Regions from separate parts of the Homo sapiens genome. Here region 2 is linked to region 1. Evidence: chromatin loops called from intact Hi-C (ENCODE). Cell type or tissue: sigmoid colon. All regions are shown on one strand.

Region 1 (8,000 bases):
GACCAGCCTGGCCAACAGTGAAACCCCGCCTCTACTAGAAATATAAAAAATTAGCCAGGCGTGGTGGTGGGCGCCTGTAATCCTAGCTACTTGGGAGGCTGAGACAGGAGAATCACTTGAACCTGGGAGGCAGAGGTTGCAGTGAGCCGAGATGGCACTACTGCACACCAGCCTAGGCAACAGTACGAGACTCTGCCTCAAAAAAAAAAAAAAGTAGAGCAATTGGATCCCATGGAGCAGTGTTTCTCAACCTGTTTTTGCTCCTATAAGGAGCCATTTTAGACATTTTATTTGTAATTGCCTCCCCCAAGAAATTTTAATACCACACACATATTGTATATCAGCTTGTGTATATAGATATATGTGTCTATGTGTACTTTATACATAAAAAGAGTAAGTTTTTTCACTCCCCCACAAATGCAATTTTCAGTACCATATCAAGAATGTATATTGTAATAGTTAAATTTCAGTTGCATTACAAGTGCTTGTGGACAATAATTGTGTCTGATGCCACTCCTCATAGATACTCATACCTATGCTTAGTTTTACTGATAGTATGGAACATAGAACTAGAAATGTTTTACCATGTAACTATCTAATGTATATACTGTTTATTTTATAACACTGTTTGTTGTGATTCATTGCTCAAAGTAATGATACACATATTAGAATAAGATATATTAATTACTTAATATGATTAATAGACATTAGTTTTGCTTATTTTACAAAAGCAGTATAAAGTGTTAATTCCTGTGGTGGATTTTAAATTGTGTTATGGGTAATTACAGTTCTTGTTGTATTATTAAAATTTCATTTTTCTTTTCTTTACATAAAAGGTTGTGGCCTACACTTCATCTTGATCCCTTAAGTCCAAAAGATGCAAAATCTATTATAATTGCAGAATGCCACTCTGTAGACATTAAATTGAGTAAAGAGCAGGTGTGTATTTTTCATTTTGATGCAATCTTTTACTCTCTCATCTTTCCTATGAAACATCTTATGTGAGACTTAAAATTCAATATAGGGGATCTGTTATAAGGAAAACTGGAGTTTAGTAATTACTTTGGTAAATGTATTGCCTCTTAAACTAATGACAGGTAGAAAAGAAGCAATAAAAAGATTTTGGTCTTAAGGTTGACTTTAGTATATAATATTAAGCAGGTATTTTAAAAGCAAAAGAGCATTTTCATACTGGCCATATCTGTGGTCTGCAGTTGGAAGGCTGCCCACAGCCGAGGAGCCACCACTGCATGTTGTGATGTCACGGATGGCAGCAATAGTGTTATTTCTGTCGGGGTACTTGTTGATGGCTGGGTAGTAAAGACCGCTTAATTCCAGGGTGGTTTTTGTATTTCTGTTTTGTTTTTCTTGGTAAACTGGTGCAGGAGAAGAAGCTAGAACGACACTGTCGTTCTGCTACAACCTGCAATGCCCTTTATGTCACCCTTTTCGGCAAAATGATCGCGCGGTGAGTGGTGATTATTTTACATGATCTTCTGCATGTTTTGTGTTTGCTGCAGACCCTTTCTCACCCTGCAAAACTGAGAACTGATCACTACACCAGTCTGTTGAGCCACTCAGATTTTATTTGAATAGTGATACTAACATTTGTGAGAACATGGCTTACAGGTGCCTACTGTCCATGATTGTCAGAACTTGATAGATTTGTCTAATTTTCTTCACACTAATCTGTTCCCTATTGGAGGTTGCAAAAGAAAGCCATCCTCACCCTCATTTGTGGCCCCTAGCTTTGGGAAAGTGAAGGAAACAACTGAGGGTTACAATATTATTTCAGGTATCTTTGAATATCAGGAGGTAGATATATGGATATGAATTTTTAATTGTCTCTGTTCTCAAGTCCTGATAAACTTTTTAATTATAAAAATAGTTCTATTTTAGATATCCATTAGTAATCTGCCTTTAGATAAGCATTAGAGTATCACTACTTTTATTTCCTCAGTATAGCTTTACCCTATTCTATCTATTCTCAACCGTTAGAATGTTTTACTACTTTTATTTCTTCTTCAGTATAGCATCACTCTACTTTGTCTTTTCTCAATCTGAGGTAAAAAAAAAAAAGATTAATACATTTTTTGTTATTCATTGCAATAGATGGCAATTCTAGCACACATATTTCCAGACACCGAATCTAGTACTTCTTGTCTCTTTATTCCATGTTCTCATCTTGAGAACCAAATTTGAAATAAAAAAATCTTCTGAAACTTTACATTGCCCATGATATTTCATCTTTGTTTTTGTTTTTGAGACAGTGTCTCACTCTCTGTTGCCCAGGCTGGAGAGCAGAGGCTTGATCTCGGCTCACTGTAACTTCTGCCTCCCAGACTCAAGCGATCCTCCCACCTCAGCCTCTTGAGTAGCTGGGACTACAAGAGCACACCACCATGCCTGGCTTATTTTTGTATTTTTAGTATAAGCGGGGTTTTGCCATGATTGCCAGGCTGGTCTTGAACTCCTGGGCTCAAGCAATCCACCTGCTTAGCCTCCCAAAGTGCTGGGATTACAGCATGTGAGCCACTGTACCCAGCCTGCCTGTGATATTTCCACTGTCCTTTTCCACTGTTAGTTGTAGCAACACATCTGGCCTCTGTGAACATCAGTGATACAATGAGTATGATTCAAGAGTGTGAGTAATTTTTCATACATTTAATAATGTTCATTGAAAGTATTTTACTGTTTTTATTTTTGAAAGTACCTATTTTAAAGAGACTATGGACCCTTTGTTTTTTCTCTTTGTACATCTTTATATTATTTTTAAAAACTGGTAAATATTGTGTAATCTTTTAAAACATACCCCCCTATTTAATGATTTTCTTTAGCCTTGTGTTTTCAAAATTCTGGCTCCACACAAATTTAATTTGCATGGCTAACTAACAATACTTATCATCGTTTCCCTGCTTCCTGTATGTAGGTGGCATGCTTCTGGATAATAAGAACCGTGTCTGACTCATTTTTATGTTCCATAATGCATAGTAATTGCTTAACAAATAATAGATTTCAGCATGTTTATTGCACTGAATTAAATTATATATAGTAAAATAAACCCAATGACTCTAGCAGCCCCATAAAACTACCACTTTCCTTTATCATGTTTTATTGAATTTGTTATTGGTTGCAGTACAAAAAATAGAGTTCACGTTGTTTTTAATCGATCTCAAAATTTTCACAGATGTTGGCAATCTGTAAGAAATTAAATCTCTTCTCGATTCCAACAGTGCTGGGAGAGCAGGCAATTTAGATAAAATCCTTCATCAGTGTTTCCAGTGTCAAGATACTCTTTCATTATATAGACTTGTTCTGCACTCTATCCGGGAGTCCATGGCAAATGATGTGGATAAAGAGCTAATGAAGCAGGTAGAATGTAATAAACTTATAAAAAGGAATGTTAGTTTGCTTTGTGTGTGTGTGAATGGAAATAAATAACAATTCTTTTAAAATTTGTGCTTAAATATGTTTCAGGCATATGCAGGAATGCTGATAGCCATAGTGTGCTTGTGGAAATTTGTGTTTACCTGATTATCATTGAGATTTATCATCTTTTCATGTTATTGGCTATCCTTTTTTTCTGAATTGCTGGTTCAGGTCTTTACCCATTTTTTAATTGGGTCATTTGTCTTTTCCTTATCGATCTGTAGGTGTCTTAAATGTTCTGCATACTGAAAACAAATCCTTTATTAGAAAATTTGCAAATAAATGTCTTTTTCCTGTTTGTTTCTTGTCTTTTAACTGTATGGTATCATTCATTATGTTTCATTCATTATACAAAGCTTTGTTTCATATATATATGTGTGTGTGTGTGTAAACACACACACACACACACACACATAATTTCCTTCAAAAAGTTTTATAGTTTTTTCTTCGTGTGTGAAGTCCTTAACTCTTGTTGATATCTTTTTGTTTATTGTGTGAGGAAGGATTCTATTTTTTAATCCTCTGTCATATGGATAATTAATTGTTCTTTTTACTAAATAATACATCTCTTCTGCTCATTTGCAATGCCAACTGACAAATATCAAGCTCACAAATAAATGTGGGTCTGTTTCTAGGCTCTTCTGTTCTGATTTTGCCTATTATTTGCCAGTACCATACTGCTTAGTTGTTAGAACTTTAAAGTAAGCTTTGGTAGTTACTTGGGTAAACCTCCTTTTATTATTATCCTTCACAATTGCCTTGTCTAATTTTCCATATATATATTTTTAGAATTAAGTGCTATGTAATTAAAATAACATTGTAGTTTTTTGTTGATGTATTCAATTTTGGTTTTTGAAAATATATATCTAGCAACCTCATTTTTTTTTTTTTTTTCCCGAGACAGAGTCTCGCCTTGTCGCCCAGGCTAGAGTGCGGTGGCGCGATCTCGGCTCACTGCAAGCTCCGCCTCCCGGGTTCAAGCAATTCTCCTGCCTCGGCCTCCCGAGTAGCTGGGACTACAGGCACCCACGACCACGCCCAGCTTATTTTTTGTATTTTTAGTAGAGATGGGGTTTCACCGTGATAGCCAGGATGGTCTCGATCTCCTGGCCTCGTGATCTGCCCACTTTGGCCTCCCAAAGTGCTGGAATTACAGGCGTGAGCCACTGCGCCCTGCCGAACCTGGATCTATTTTTATGTTAACTTTTCAGCTTGGTGGTTCCCAGGGTTTGGACTTCTCAGCCCACTCCAAGCCCACAAGCTTCCTCGTATTCTCTCCACGTCTGTGGGCTAATGTTTTTCTCATGCACCCCTTCACTGAGGGTGAAGGTCCTTCAAAGCCCTTCAAAGATCCTGGTGTTGACAAGAAATCTAATTCTACCTCCTTGCCTCACACAGCTTAAGGGCTCACCTTCCATCCCACTGTGGCTGTGAAAACCTGAGCTCTTACTGGGGGATGCTGCCTGTCCTCTAGCTCCACTGCCCCCATAGCCAGCAGTTCCAGCCCTTTACACTCTGACTTCAATTTCCTATTCATTTTTGGCAGTTGGAGGATTTCCCTTTATTTATCTAAAAACTGTGCTTTTAGAAATGTGTCTGATATTCATACGTGTTTATAATAGGAGGGCTATTTTCTTCCACTGTCTTCCTGGAATTGGAATTCTGCCATTAATTATAATAATACATTTTATGCAGTTTTAATTTTCACTGTACTTTTTTCTGTAAGAGTGTTATCTTTGGTGTGCTAGATTTTATATATACACTATCTTAATCTTCATTAATGTCTTTTGGACAGTGTGTTTTAATAAATCTGTTTCTTGATTTATTAAATCATTTGAATTATAAGTTTTGGTAAAAAGAAATAGCCTTAAAAGAATTATGGAACTTTTAATGGCCGTTAGTTACTTATACAGGTGCTTTATGATTACTGTTAATTTGTTTTTCTACCTAGATCCTCTGCCTTGTCAATGTTAGTCACAATGGTGTGAGTGAATCAGAACTGATGGAACTCTATCCTGAGATGTCCTGGACTTTCTTGACCTCCCTTATTCACAGTTTATACAAAATGTGTTTGTTGACTTATGGATGTGGCTTGCTTAGGTTTCAACATCTGCAGGTAATGTTATTTTAGGCATCTTTTTATTTATTTATTTAAGAAACAGGGTCTTCTCTGTCACCCAGGCTGGAGTGCAGTGGCAAGATTATTTCTGCCAAAGGAATAAATTCTAAAGATCTGCTATACAACATTGTCCCTATAGTTAACAATACTGTAGTACACTTAAAAATTTATTAAGAGGGTAGATCTCACGTTAAGTGGTCTTACCACAATACAATTTTTAAAATTAAAAAATAAGTCAGACACAAAAGATCAAAAAAAGTTTCTTAAAGGTAGTTTATTTCTTGAAGAGAAAAAAAGTCTTTTTCAATTATGTTTCATTGAATTGCGGTATTATTATACAGTCATGCATTGCTTAACAATGGGGATATGTTCTGAGAAACACATCATTAGGTGATTGTATCATTGTGTGAGCATTGTAGAGCGTACTTACACAAATCTAGATGGTACAGCCTACCACACATGGAGGCTATATGGTATGGCCTATTGCTCCCAGGCTACAAACCTGCACAGCATATTACTGTACTGAATACTGTGTGTAACTGTAAGTATTTGTGTATCTAAATACAGAAAAGTTACAGTAAAAATGTGGTATGAAAGTTTTAAAACGGTATGCCTGTATAGGGCAGCTTCATTATAATTTTATAGGATCATCATCATGTATGCAGTTTGTTGTTGACCAAAACATTGTTATGTGCACATGACTGTATATGTATTAAGAGTTTGGACTCTGTAAGCCAGTCAGCCTCCTTTTCATGGATTAATGCCTATCTAAACTTGGGCAAGATCTAAGCCCCAGGCGGACTTTGGCAGTTTATGAAAGGGGTTGTGAAGCAAATTAATTGAGGTCGTTCTTGGTCCTTGTGAGGTACTAGAAAGATGTTTAGCACATAGAAGTAAATCTTTAGGAAGTTTTGGCTAAAATAATTCCTATCATCTGCAATGCCATGGTTGATTTATATATATATACAATTGTAAATGAAGTCTTACATTTGAGTATGCTGTATCATATTTGTAGATGTGAAATGTTTGCAATTTCACAGCCTTTTTCCTTTCTTTATTGTGTATTGTTTGAATATAATTTATTCTTTTTAGTAACTTTTCATTCCACACTTCTGAGATTTTTAATGTATTAACTAAAGTTTGAATTAAATTGTGTTTTGAGCTTATAAATATTAGTACAGAAATTTTTATTCTAGTAACAGTTTATCAAATAAATATGTCCTAAATTTAAAAACATTTAAGTGACATTTCTATTATACAGCTATAAAATAGGAATAATTATAAATTCTTTTTTGCAAATCTCTTGTTAGATGTACAGTGACTTACGTGAAATAGAACTCAGTATTTCTTCTTTTTCTCCCTAGGCTTGGGAAACAGTGAGATTGGAGTACCTGGAAGGCCCCACTGTTACTTCTTCATACAGGCAAAAGCTAATCAACTATTTCACCTTGCAGCTAAGGTATTGTAAATGTTCCTGTTGTTCTTCTGTAACTTCTGCAACACACTACCTTTGTGTCCTTATTTCTGTTTCTTAGCTTACAACTTAAAGTACAAAAACTTAATTATTACAAAAAAGATTAAATCCTCTCCCTATTCTGTTAATGTCAAAAGAGCAAAAGATGATTTTGTCTTTTAATATTATGCTAAAAGTTTAAACAAGGAAAATCAATGTAGGATCATTTTATTATTTTTATTTTATTCCAATAGTTTGTGTCCATGTATCTGTATGTGTATATACGGGTCCATTGAGTGTTTTTTTAAATAGTTCAATTTTAGGAAAATACTTTTAGAGTTTGGTTGATGGTTCTGCATATCACTGAATTTATTTTCTTAGATTGGTAAAGTCTCTGATTTTGACCTAACTTTTTTAGTATTAAATTATACTTAAAGAATCAGAGATATATGTTAAATATTTTTCTTCCTTTGACATTTGCCTGAAGCCTTTTTGAAGCAGTCTCATTGTAGGAAGATATTGAATATTGTCTCCTCTCTTTTGATAGTCAGGACAGAGTGACTTGGAGAAGTGCAGATGAACTCCCGTGGCTTTTTCAGCAGCAGGGAAGTAAACAGAAGCTGCATGATTGCCTTCTTAATCTCTTTGTGTCTCAAAACCTTTATAAAAGGTAAGAAACATTATAGAACATCTTTCCCCAGAAAGAGAGATTTAAAGTTGTTCAGTTTAACAAAGAAAAAATGGTATTTTTAATTTAAAAATTAGTCTAAGTATCTGAAATACAAATAGTGTAGGAGAAATCTTGAGACAATTTACAAATCTCTATTAGATCTGCTTTTCCCAAGAGGAAAACATAGAGTACTGCTGCTTTATGAAATCAGAGCTGGAATGATTTCGGTTCAACTTTTTATCTTATGCTTACATTTAAGCATGTCTAAATTTAAACCACTCAGAGAGGTGGTTCGTAATGTCTGCTTCTTTGGGCCTTCAGATATCTGA
Region 2 (8,000 bases), 180 kb after region 1:
TTAGCCACCAGGGAAATGCAGATCGAAACCATGATGTAACACATCATACCTACTAGGATGGTTGTAATAAAAGATATAACAAGCGTTAGAGAAGAAGATGATAAATACATTGCTAGGGGAATGGAAAATGGTAGAGCTACTTTGGAAAACAATCTGACAATTCCTCAAAAGGTTTAACATAATGTTACCATATGACCCAGAAATTTCACTCCTAACAAAAACACATGTCCACACAAAAACCTGTACACAAATGTTCACAGTAGTGTAATTTAGCAGAGCCAAAAAATAGAAACAATCCATGTGTCCATTGAGATAAATGGATACCAAAACACAGAATACTATTTGGCAATAAAAATAAATTTACTAACACTTGCTACAACATAGATGAAAACAACGGAAGCCAGTCACAAAAGACCATACATAGTATGATTCCATTTATATACAATGCCCAGCATTCGGCAAATCTATCCAGAAGGAAATAGATCAGTGGTTGTCAGGTGCTAGGGGAAAGGAAGAATGGACAGTGACTGCTAATAGAAATAGGGTTTCTTTTTGGGTTGATGAAAGTCAAACCTAAAATTGATTATGATCGCTCAATCTGTGAATATACTAAAAACCACTGAATTGTACACTAGATATGTGTGAACTGTATGGTATGTCAATGATATTAATATCTCAAGAAAACTGTTACCAAAAAGGAAAAAAAAATTTGGCCAGACACACTGGCTCACCCTGCAATTCCAGCACTTTTGGAGGCCAAGGCGGGTGGATCACATGAGCTCAGGAGTTTGAGACCAGCCTGGGCAACATGGCCAAACCTTTCCACCTCTACAAAAAAATACAAAAATTAGCCAGGTGTGGTGGTGCGTGCCTGTAGTGCCAGCTACTTGGGAGGCTGAGATGGGAGGATGGCTTGAGTCTGGGAGACAGAGGCTGCAGTGAGCTAAGATTGCACCACTGCACTTTCAGCCTGGGCAACAGAGCCAGACCTTGTCTCAAAAACAAAAAAATTTACCGACCCCGGTTCTAGAATCTCTTGCAATTAAGGTGTTGATACTTGTGTTTTGTCTATACAGAAAGTTTAAGTGTAAAAACAGTCAGCTTGATAAAATTTGTCCCTCACGTATTTCAAAGGTCAGAAATATAACCAAAGAGCTCAGTCAATTCCAGTACATACTTAAGCGTCTAAAACACTATTGACGAGTTAATGGGTGCAGCACGCCAACATGGCACATGTATACATATGTAACAAACCTGCACGTTGTGCACATGTATCCTAAAACTTAAAGTATAATAATAAATAAAAAAAATTAATAAAGAAAAAATAACTAATATTAGATATTACAGTTATGTGCTACCTAGCTCTAGCTTTAAGGAAATTCAATATTAACTATTTTATAGACCCTCCTGTAGGCTTCCAAATGTAATCTTGCTTGTCTCATCAACCCTGCAGAAGACTATTAACTTATTACTAAAGTAAAACTGTTTCAGGTCCTATGACAGATTCTCAATACCTAGACTGAGAGATCGAGCAAGAAAACAACTGAATCCAATTTGTTTTATTAATGTAAAAAGTGTTTAATTAGCCTCGGACTTTTTTTTTCAAACTGAACTTTACATGGAGGCACAATGTGTACAAAGGAAGCCACCCTGGCTTTAGATAGAGGTAGGGGATCTTAGCCTCCTCCTTACCCAAAGTGCCTTTGTGGACTTGCTTGAATAATGATCCCTAAATATCAGTCCGAATAGGCTTCAAAAGAATCACTTTGGAAGCATGTTAAGAATGGAGACTCCTGGGCCCCACCCTAGATCTACTGAATCAAACTCTGAAAGTAGGACTCCTGAGCCTTTATTTCATGTTCTCCCTATGACTAAGGGGCTGCTTTGTGGGCAGGCACAGAGGACTCTTCAGTGAGTACTACTTGTGAAACTGACTTAGTAACAAAATAAAGGGACATTGATACCACTTGCACCTGAATGAAATTCTATTCAGAACTATTGTTTTAACAGGTATCCTGCTCTCCAAACTGGACCATGGATCCAGAGATCATCCGGTTATCTCCAGATTTGGAATAAAAGATCTCCCTGCAGAGTTGGAAGCCAGAAGTGTTGTTACACTCATGCCCCTATATGAATTCACTGCTGAGGGTGGCATGTCCTTAATAATTCAGGTGTGGAATGTAAAATACACAAACCACCATCTCCTTCACTAGTTATTTCCACAGGCCAATCCTTGTAGTGTGAAAGTCTAACCTATCTTCTGTCATAGTCTTGATATACTTTTTGTTCCCTCTTCGAGGGAGATGAACAGTGTATCTTAATCCAAACATTCTCTTAAGACTTTTCAATTCCAGTACAGCCTGCCCTGACTCTAGTTTTCTCAAACAGTAATACATAGGAACAATTCCCGGAATGTGAATTTTCCAACTTTCACATCACCTCATTTCCTTATCCTCACCATCTCAGATTTCAGTAAACTTCTTGAAATCAGTATCAAAGTAACAATGCTTTAATAATTAATTTCCTTTCAAGAACTTATTTTGTGCCTACCTTTGGACCTATCAGTTTATCTGCTGTCATTTTGGCAAAAAGTTCTGCTGTTTGGGCTCGAACCTGTGGATGTGTTGAATTGCAGAACATATCCAGTAAATAGATCAAAGCACCTATGAAGGAAAAAGATAATTAGTGCTTATAAAGAATTTGACTTTTCTAATCAGAATTCATTTTCAACCATATTTCAACTGAATGTAGTTTTTAAAAACTGTAAACATTCCAAAGCATTCTTCTAGTTTATCAGGCTGTAAAATGCAGCTCAAAATAAGCTTCATTATATTGCACATGACTAGCTAAGAAAGCACTCTATACATTACCCTTTGCCATTGCTTCTTTGATTATTTTTGTACTCGATGTCAAAGCATAAAGAGTTTCCAGAACAAGCTGACGACCTGCAGAGTAAAAGACATTTCAAGGAATGCATCATCAGGTTAGCTTATATTTACTTGGCACCAGCTCTGTGCCAGGCACTTAACTAGATGTTCTACACAGGATGTCATATTTAATCCTCATAATAACCAGTGAGACAGGTATTTTCATGGCCATGTTATGAGTGAGGAAGCTGATGCCCAGTTTAACCGGCCCAAGGTCTCACAGCTAATAAGTGGTATAGTTGAGTTTTGTATGCAGGTCTGCCTCCAAAGTCCATATTCATAACCACTATAAAACCCTGTCTTCCTACCTCATTGTGCACTGCACATCCAAAAATCTGATTTCCTGACACCCAGAGGACACTCTAATCAGGCATCTAAGATTTTTACCTGGTGCTACTGTCTTGAGGGAAAAAGTAGGAAGTAGCAGTTGTAAGACCGGGTTCCATTCTAAGACATAATTGCATCCTTCTGGACAAAGCCTGTGTGCCTCTCACCCAGTCACTACCATATTATATGCAAGTATAGGTTACTGGACTTAACTCTTCTAGAGTCAAATGGGAATGACAGACAGGTTGCCAAAGGAATAAAGTGTTGGCAAATAAGGTAGAGGCTGCAAAGTATTAGGCTGAGATGAAAACAACAAGAACAGTAACAATGTACCTTAGCAAACAGTGTAAGATAATTTAGTCTGAAGTCTTAATGATAGAGAGTAGGCTAAAATATCTGGATGCCAGCTATTTTCCCTGTAAGACTAAAATATTGACTGGACTATATAAGTATAAAGTTACACTTTTAAAAATTATGAGTTCCATAACATCCTTTACTTCACCAACCAGTTTAGTTTTACATTGTTTGAAGTCTCACAAAGCTACTGAAAACCAAGAAAAAAGAAAAACCAACTAAGGTTGCAGGTATGATAAAAACAATCTGCAAATGACTTTACAAAGCTGCCATTTTAAAGACCTGTTTCAAGCATATCATGTATTGAAAAAAAAAAATTTCCATGGAAATTCAACTCAATTTACCAAACATAAACACCAAACATAAGCAAGCCACTGGTATATAAGATGAACGACACGGTTCCTTCTCTTAAGGAGGTGGACAGACATGAATTCTAGATTAATGTGACTTCAAAGGGATTGGCAAAGCCAACTAAGCAATGTATTCTGGTTATTGCTGAGTTTGAAGTTATATTGTAATTGCCTACAAACTCAATATTCCTGCCTTTGAAAAGCAATCTCAGGGTTGGTTTTAGCACAACTATAAACTATTAGACTAGGTAATTATATAGATTAGGGCAGGCTGTGTTCAGGAAATAAGGTTGATATATTTTTTAAACCACCTTGGTATTTTATCTTATTAATATCAAATCAGCAAAAGACAAAGTACACAGATTTGAACACTAAGCTGAATACAAGGCCATCTGTATCTTAAGCATGTTTTCTATCATCCAAGATTACTTATGTTTAGTAAACCATGAAATATTAGTTAATTCTCAATTACCCATGTGTAGATCTCAACAAACTGAAAATCCCAGGTTATTTTCCTTTGGTTTTGGACCTCTCTCACCCCCAACTTTCAACTTTTGACATAGGAAATGCAAGACAGTAACGTATGTAAAACATTATTAGGAAGACAAATCTAGTGTAAATAACACTTTAAAACTAAACATAGATGACATTTGTTTGAGGTTTTGTATCAACTATGCAACAACTCCTTTCCATGGGCTAATCTTGCTGTGGTTTCCAAAATTCCATCTGTATACATACTTGATGGCAATGAATGTAGAAGAGCCAATAAACTGGACAAAACCATTGATTCAGCAATATTGTTGACACAGTCTTGGTTAGATGTCACTATATTCACAACCTGAAAATTAATCAACAGGATAGTAAAAGTTTCAGAAATAATTTTGAACCTAAATCAAATTAGGTCATATAGACTGTACAAGTGAGACAAATGTTTGGGGGATGAAACATTTAGTTTTTAGATAAGAGTTTAATTTTAAAAGATTGCCTTTATTAATCTCTTTGGAAATAATACCTTGAGGTTTCTAAGAAGCCTTCAATCCTATACCCATACATGCTCCAGAACTAAGGTATATACTATAGTGTTTTCCAATTACAGAGTTTGGATAGGGGCTGGTGATTAGGAAAATAATGATTCTCACTACTGGGACTCTTACTTTTAGAGGAAAAAAGCAAATGTCTTCAGTACCCTGCACAATAGATTGGGGTTATGTTTCTATTATAAAGAAATAGGTATGTTTTTCTTTCAGAAAGGATGACCACTCACATCTTTGAGAGTATACATCTAAACATCATTGGTCAGCGTCTCAGTGCAACATATCCTACATTTAATGACGTTTATTTAAAAAGTTACAAGATGCTTGAAGGAATTAAGTAGGAAAACATGTTTTTCGATTTAAATAACTTGCTTGTTAAGCTCTTTGACCAATTTAAAGTTTTTTTATTCTATTAAAAATCTGTTTTAAGCCAAAATGTTATCTAAGAACATGTTACACAAATTATTCATAAACCATCTATATACCTGTTACTGCAGGGTTGCATTTGGTGTTCTTTGCAATAAACTGTGTGTCACAAAGAGCAAGATCTCAGAAATAATCCTGGGAAGTCTCGGTTGCCTGGGCAAAGAACTACTTGTGACTAGGGACTTCTTGCTTCTCTCAGAAGAAAAGGCTACATCTAAACAGCATCCTATGGGACCAGTGGCTTCAATATCCTGAACAAGGGGACTCCAACTTCTCTTGGACTCTTAAGACCCATGGGTTCTGGCAGTTGGCCTTTTTAGGCAACTCCTATAACAGCAGCATACCCAGGTGTCTGTCTGTAACCCTCACAGAAAAGGTAGCTCTTGTACTAGATTTGTAAGAAGGGAGTTTCAACTGCGGGGGAGGGACAAGGATCACTCCTCTGAAATGCAAACCCACAGTATGTAGCCAACAGATATGGCCTCAGTATGTCTCTCCATAGGAACACAGCAATCAGAAACCCTCTATCATCTTCTTGCTGATGTGTGGCTTCTAAGCTTCCCCAGTAAAGCCCATTCTTAACTCATACCTGACACTGTACAACACTATCCCAAGCCCTAACGCATAACAGAAAGAGAACCACTTAGAACGACATTGTGCAATTGTGCAATATTCACTCTTCAAATTGAGCATGTTAATTCAAATTTCAAAAAATATTGATGTGTCTTAATAGGCAAAATGATGCAACAAAAAAGCACACTTCAACTTCAGACAATGACTGATAGAGACTCAAATTACACATGGTAAGTGGTAGGAAAGGCAACACGCTTTAGTACAAAACGCTTTTACCTCTAAAGCCAACTGCTGCACTTGACCAGCTCCATGAACTCGGAGAAGAGAAAATATCAACTTAAAGTGCCCAATGCATTCACTCTCAGAACCTAGAGAATAAGAATAAAATGGTTTACTTCCAGGAGATGTTTGAAATTATTTAACTTCAGAAAACCGATATACACTGTTGTTTACTGTCAATTTTAAGTCTCTGATAACTGGTTCTAAACATCTGTGACATGAAGTAAGTGGAGGACCTCTAAGGAACAATAAGTCTTAAAAGGCAAAATGTAAGGTGTTAGAGCTTTTTAGGTTTACTTTGTTTTCATTCCCATCCCCACCCCTAACCCTCAGGCTAAGACCTTTATCAAATAAACAATCCAAATATAGCTCAAAAATCTAAAGTGTAAGGTAGTAATTTCACTCTACCTCTAGACCTTAGGGTTACCCCCCTCAACCTAATTATATTCTGGGAGACTCTGACATGATTTGGCTTTTAAATAAGACTAGGTTAGAACTCTGCCACTTAACTATAATACAAACAAACTGGTATGAATATACAAAGCACTCCTTGTGAAAATACATAAAATGAAATGGTATTTCCATTCCTACCCACCTCAAATCCTAATCCCATATATTTACTTCCGTTTTGTTCAGCATATTCTTCCTCTTCTATATGGTAGTAAAACATACAGTGTAATTTCTTATCTTTTGAGGATTCTTAAGATAGCTCAGTAAGACTCCTTCAACTTAAAGAGTCTGAGAATATTCTATAAATATGTTGCTTTTAAATTCATTTTCAAACCACTTATTGATAGGGAATAACTGTCAAATACATCAATGACACACAAACCATACTTCTAAATTACGAGAGAGTTAATTCTAATAAACTTGATGGATATTATCAGAAGGATTTCTGCACAGGCCTTTCTTCAACTCTTTACAAGTTCCAAATCAATAGTCTGCTCTGCTACAATTTCTTTGTACCTAACATACCACTAGTAATATTCGACACTTTGACAACTCCAAATAAAAGACAAGTTTTCTTCAGATTTTATAACACTGTCTTTAATAACATCCCAATGTACATCTTGTAAATGCGTAATTTTCCCAATATTTAATTACTGTTATTTTATTTAAATAACTTTTTGGCAATAACCCAAAAGTCAGAATTTTAACAGTACTTTAATACATACTAAGAAGAGTAAAAATGTACTTGAAAGGTAATGTTCAATGTTATTTTAAAAGATCGAGTAATTTAAATTGAATTTGTATCATTTTAGGTTTATGTTCTATATTTATTATCTAAGTTAGAGTTGAGAGAAGCTGTTACATTTTCACTCATCCATCTCCCTGGAGTCAGGCTAGAGTAATGTTTTTGGAAATGTCCTCTTAAAGATGATTAAGAGTAGGAACTCTCATATCTTTATTTCAATTTTTATACACCAAAAACTTCAGGCAATTTTTGAAAAACATCAGTGCCCATATGCACATGGCACTGGTTAGGGACCAGAAAGGAGGCAAAAATTAGATCACTTATTATTAAATAAATCTAATTCAAGCACTTATACTTGATATGTTAACTTAAGACATCAATGTGAAATTTTATACTATCAAACTATTCTGCCTTTTCAACTCATTTAGACACATGTTCTCATAAAGACATGAATTTTTCTAAACATAGTGCCTTGACCTCTCTCCCCAGCTTAACTTTTATTGTAAAACTATTACAGGGTCAATTCCCTGTAATG

The links. Hi-C counts contacts between places; a loop is a spot of excess contacts. Peaks named below come from ENCODE experiments on the same cell type or tissue, not always from the same donor. Only the 100,000 strongest peaks of a DNase experiment are listed, where the experiment ranks them.
Region 2: a loop joins it to region 1, with 2.8 times the contacts of the local background. A loop is called at or near these places in 9 of 110 quality-filtered maps.

What each region holds. Positions count from the first base shown.
Region 1 is chr3:132,690,199-132,698,198 of GRCh38, reverse strand. NPHP3 (nephrocystin 3) reads left to right here. Exons shown (of 27, transcript NM_153240.5): 14 at 837-939; 15 at 1,386-1,468; 16 at 3,234-3,372; 17 at 5,381-5,545; 18 at 6,913-7,007; 19 at 7,549-7,671. NPHP3-ACAD11 (NPHP3-ACAD11 readthrough (NMD candidate)) reads left to right here. Exons shown (of 45, transcript NR_037804.1): 13 at 837-939; 14 at 1,386-1,468; 15 at 3,234-3,372; 16 at 5,381-5,545; 17 at 6,913-7,007; 18 at 7,549-7,671. Among named protein-coding and RNA genes, the nearest start is that of NPHP3-AS1, 28 kb to the left of the region's middle. RefSeq lists enhancers at 4,169-4,668, 4,669-5,170. In sigmoid colon, no CTCF peak of the experiment used is centred here; no DNase peak of the experiment used is centred here; H3K27ac peaks cover 326 bases.
Region 2 is chr3:132,511,367-132,519,366 of GRCh38, reverse strand. It overlaps DNAJC13 (DnaJ heat shock protein family (Hsp40) member C13), which reads right to left. Exons shown (of 56, transcript NM_015268.4): 45 at 6,268-6,359; 46 at 4,697-4,796; 47 at 2,871-2,945; 48 at 2,551-2,663. Among named protein-coding and RNA genes, the nearest start is that of ACKR4, 82 kb to the left of the region's middle. In sigmoid colon, no CTCF peak of the experiment used is centred here; no DNase peak of the experiment used is centred here.